Regions from separate parts of the Homo sapiens genome. Here region 2 is linked to region 1. Evidence: read pairs that join two places in POLR2A ChIA-PET (ENCODE). Cell type or tissue: PC-3. All regions are shown on one strand.

What was found. ChIA-PET counts read pairs that join two places held together with the same protein. Peaks named below come from ENCODE experiments on the same cell type or tissue, not always from the same donor. Only the 100,000 strongest peaks of a DNase experiment are listed, where the experiment ranks them.
Region 2: POLR2A ChIA-PET joins it to region 1 with 7 read pairs; 2 of 35 experiments call an interaction of 5 or more read pairs at or near these places.

What each region holds. Positions count from the first base shown.
Region 1 is chr2:151,175,978-151,178,477 of GRCh38, reverse strand. No RefSeq gene overlaps it. Among named protein-coding and RNA genes, the nearest start is that of RBM43, 85 kb to the left of the region's middle. In PC-3, no CTCF peak of the experiment used is centred here; no DNase peak of the experiment used is centred here.
Region 2 is chr2:150,931,561-150,934,060 of GRCh38, reverse strand. No RefSeq gene overlaps it. Among named protein-coding and RNA genes, the nearest start is that of LINC02612, 300 kb to the right of the region's middle. In PC-3, no CTCF peak of the experiment used is centred here; no DNase peak of the experiment used is centred here; H3K27ac peaks cover 261 bases.

The sequences.
Region 1 (2,500 bases):
GGATGCATAATAATTTACGCATTACATTTACGTGTACTTTAAAGCATGCATATGCATATTCACTCTTCAATACGATGTGGTAGGTTCAGGGCGTTCTCTAAGTATTGTTGTGCTGATTGGAATACCTTTATTTCTTTGTTGCATAAACTATGTACATAACGCATCTTCCATAATTGCCAGTGTCAGTGTCTTTAAATGGAGAACTTTAAGAATCAGAACAAGAATGTGAATTGAGAATTGAAAGTCCATTGAAAAGCATTCTGAGGACAGAATCTTTCTTTACTTTTATGACTTTACAGTTGGACGGTTGTAAACTTCCTAATTCCTCATAAGTTTTACTTACTTACCTCTATTGAATCTTTTCAAAACAATAAATTAAAAAAATATTAGTATTTCATTGGCTTTCCCCATATTTTATTCAATTATGAATTTGCAATAACAAGTACAATGGTCCTAACTAGGTTTCAGAACAAACACAACTGATTCTTAATAAGAATATAACGCCATGGGTGGGAGCAGACACGCAGATGCACACTACACAGAAGCAGCCAATTAGCTACGCGTGAGAAAAGGTTTTGGAGTTGTAGCACCAGCTTTGCCTTGGGTGGCCTGCAAAACTGTGGTATTATAGATGATCTACACTGTGTGACAATGAGAAACAACATGTAAGGTTTTCCTTGAGCAATGATGTGTAGCTCCTACTTTTAGTATAATATTAAAGTTGTTACAAGTGAATGTAAAGTACAGCACTTACTTAAGTTGGCTTGACAACTCAAGAGGGATTTGTTTCTTTTTGCTGAGAAAAACAGAATAGCTCTCACTTGTAATCCTAGTACTTTGGGAGGCCGAGGCAGGGGAGATCACTTGAAGCCAGGAGTTCGAGATCAACCTGAGCAACATAGTAAGACCCCTTCTCTACAAAAAAAAAAAAAAAATTAGCCGGTGTGGTGTCACACACCTACAGTCTCAGCTACTTGGGAGGCTGAGGTGGGAGGATCACTTGAGTCCAGGACTTTGACGCTACAGCGAGCTATGATTACACCACTGCATTCCAGCCTGAGCAACAGAGTGAGACCCTGTCTCTAAAAAAATGTATATGACTTGAGTCAGAAAACCTGCGTCCAAGTCTCCACTCTTCTACTCACTAGCTGGGTGAGCTTGGGCTTCACTGGAACCATCTCAATGTGCCCATCTGGGTGTCTGAAAGTTGTATCCAGAATAAAGCTTTACACTCACCTTTACACGGGGGGTCCAAAGCCATCACTATTATGAGAGGAGAATTTGGGGAAAAGCATCAGTTCTGCAGGAAATTTACTGGGTTAGTCAGGGCTCTAAGTTAGAAACAATAGACTTCGACTCTGGGTAACTAAACAGAAAAAGAGTTTGTCAAAGGATATAGAGTAACTTACAGAATTTTCGGGAGGGCTGCAGTGCCAAGCCAGAGGTAATCAACATCTCAAACCCTGAGTCAGAACTGGTTTTTAGCTGCCACCAAGACATAGATGCAAACATTTGTACCACTCTGCACCAGAGAATCATTTAGCCCAGCCAAAGCTGACAAACACTCCCCACCCGCGCCACCCCCAATTCTTGTGTCAAGTACTCAACCTTGTAGCCACTGCCCTCTGCTGCCACTTCATGATAGAGAGGGAGAGAGAGAGAGAGAGAGAGAGACAGAGAAACACTCCCCATTTTTTCCTAAGTCCAGTGTGGATGGGTCTTTTTTTGTTGAAACCTTGGTTACAAATTTGATTCTGGCTATAAATAATGCTAGGAGAGCAAGTACCTATCATTTATTTTCAGCTTTGATAGCAAGTTCTTTAGATAAGAATGCACCAAACATAGAAGCAGCCAAAATGAATGTCAAATATTCACCTAGGCAGAAAGCAGCCGTGCTGAGACCACCATGTGTAGGAAGGCTGAGAGATTTGTGCCTAAGTGAATAGAAAGTGTTCAGAAAGGAGAATCAAGAAAACCTCTTTCCTCGCTTTGGAAGGAGGAAACCTACAGAATCGCCCAAAGCTGGAGGGAATTCAATCATGGTGATAGTTGGGAGTAGCAGCTTTACATCTGTTCTCAAGGTAAGGAGAACAATTGAGATGGCCAGGCATTAATGAGCACCCTTTGAGGGTGATGAATGAGCACCTCTATCTGCCTACTGGAATGGAAATCCGAATAGGATGTATCCCTAATGGGATAATGGAACAGTGCTACTGTGCTTTAATTTCCCAATTTTAGTAGGATTTAGGCAGCTGTGATTAACCTGATAAATGAAGAAGAGGATAGTGCGAAGGGATCCAAACAGCTGAGCCAACCTGGCACTCCTTCCTCCCGCATCCTTGAGGGCCTCATCAGACAAGACTCTTGGTATAGATTCTCTGTCAGGCTTCCAAGGCTAGGTCCCCACGGTGCTGAATGCTGAAGTCAGGGCCAAGATTCTCTTGGCTGTAGTTCTCTTGTGTGCCCGTGGAGGCTGTCTCTAATCCTATTTTGGAATGGG
Region 2 (2,500 bases), 240 kb after region 1:
TTTTTTTAAAGAAATCTGCAGTTCATGCCTTCAGTATTGCTTTAAGGGAAAAGTGTGATTGGGGCTCGGGTGGGGGCATGAGGAGAATACTATACTTCCTCTTCTCAGTAATGCCATTTATTTCATTGATTGATTTATTGGCATCTTTTCCCCTTTTTTATTGCCTATTTTTTTGCTCACTGGTACATAAACTCCTGTCTGCTGTGAATCTCTGTGCAAGTAGTATCTTTTATAGCAGCCATTATCTGCCCTCCAGAATTCTGAAAGCAAAAGTCTCCAAAATGTAAAAAAGCTTCTAGTGCATTGGGAACAGTTTATTGGTTTAGCTTGTTTAATTATAGTCAGAGCTAAGTCAACATTACTACAAGCCCTCTTTTAAAAATTATATGAATACTTCAGTTGGTTTAGGATGATTCTAAATAATTCTTTAGTCATATGCTAGTAATTCATTTTTTTAATAGAAATGAAGAGGTCTAATTTTTGTATTTGTGCAATATTGTATACATATTTATATAACAATCACAAAGATACAGTCATCCAAATATATAGAGATTGCATGTTTTTATAGTACTGCAAAGAATAACACTGTTAGTTTATAAATTCAAACTCATTTTCTTATATAGGTGAGAACAAGCCAAAACCATATTTTTTCCAATGGTTATGATTACCTTATGACAATTAACCCTCTACAATATTATTATTATTTGGGCAGTGGGATTTTGAAGAAAATAACAAAAGACAGAAAAATAGAAAATATTCAACAACAAAGCAGGAAATTATGTTCGACCAGATTGAATACTCAAATTGTGGTTAAACTGATGGCCTGCCTGATATTCTACACTGATTACTCCCTCCCCAGGGAGATATTATAAACAAGGATTTACTGTCAAAATATTTTTTATTTGTCTGAAAACTAATTTGCCAAGCCTGGAGATCAGAGGTTTGGTGCAGATGGGAAAAGCAACCTGTTCCTCTGCCTTGAAGGAATCAGCTGTAGAGAGAACGGCAGCAAGTGGAATGGAAATGTCACTTCAGCCCCGAAGCTTCGTAAATATCAGGAAAGAAGACAGTACCAATCTCCCAGCCCACAGCTCACAAAGCCACTCTCTCTTCCAGCAGGTATTAAACATTAATGACCATTTCTATAATAAGGGGCGAGAATGGCTCTTTGCTATAGAGCTGCCCAATCATTTGAGTTGTGTTAGATTTTCAACAGCAGCACGTTTCACAATTTTTTCCTCTTCCTTTTATCACTGTGAGAATCTTCAGCGTGAAGGTAATGAAGTGCTTCTTTTATCACTCTGTATCATTTGAAATATTTATCTGATTATTTGAATAAAAGATTATGGCAACAATAGTAACTCTATCCCTGCATATACTCAGACTTCAAATGGAAAAAGGAAGCTTAATGAATAAAATAATGCCAAGCCATTTGGCACTAAACTTTTCAGTAACAAAAAAATGCTATGATAAGTTGCAGCTTGTTTACAAAATGTAAACTCACACACAATGCTAAGCATGAGGCCAAAACCTAAGCAACAATTGGCCTTTGGAGTATAAATTAGGCATCAGTAAGTTTAAAAGGGCTTTTTACACATTTGAGCATTTCTGAATACATTCTTGCCCCTTTGTTGATTCCAGGTGGAGTCACTAAAAATAACATGGAATCTATCAGGCAGTTTTCTTAGGACTTTTGTTACTCCATTCTTGTGTCTCTGGTTTTATTGCCTGGTGAGTATAAATGCACAGAAATGCCAGAATACAGGTGGCTTCCAACTTCCACCTGTCTAGCTGTGGGAAGTTTAGTCTTTTGCAGAGAACCCTCCTCAAGCACTTCTTGGAGTAAACATAGGTGGTAACACAAGTCCAAAAACGAGCTTTGCCCTTACTAATTGCCATGGAAGTCCACTTGGACACTTTGTTCCATCCAAGCCCAACAGAGCCATGGGGTCTAAGCTGGCATTTGCTTCTGTTGCCAGAGCTGTTGTGTTGATGCTTTTGGAGCTGCATGGTCGGTGTGCAGCCTCAGGAATCCAGTGAGGTAAGAAGGAGAGCACTCTTCTGTGCTCCCCTCACTAGGGAGTAAGAAGGGGAAATGCCATCGCAAAGTTAGCTGAGCTCACAATCACTTCAGGGTTTAGTGAGACCATCTCTCACTGCACAGAGCCCCTGCCTGCCACAATGCACAGGTACTCTAGGATGCCTGAAGTGGAACAAGCCCCTGCCTAAGCTATCCTAGAAGTGTCTATTAATATTATCCTCTACTACTTGGGTTGTTGAAGAGTTTAGTTCCCGCTGCGATTTCGTCTTTCTTCCTGGAGGATTCTCTTTCAGACATTCCCATTGCTCCTCCTTCAATCTCTCTTTTATCAGGGCCTCTTGGGGCTGCTATGCAGCTCTCAAAAGCCATTGTGTACAGCATTAACTCTTGTTTCAAAAGGCTTCCTAGCATCTATTGTGATTCTGTGACTGTGGATAGATACAGGGGGAGAGGAGCACT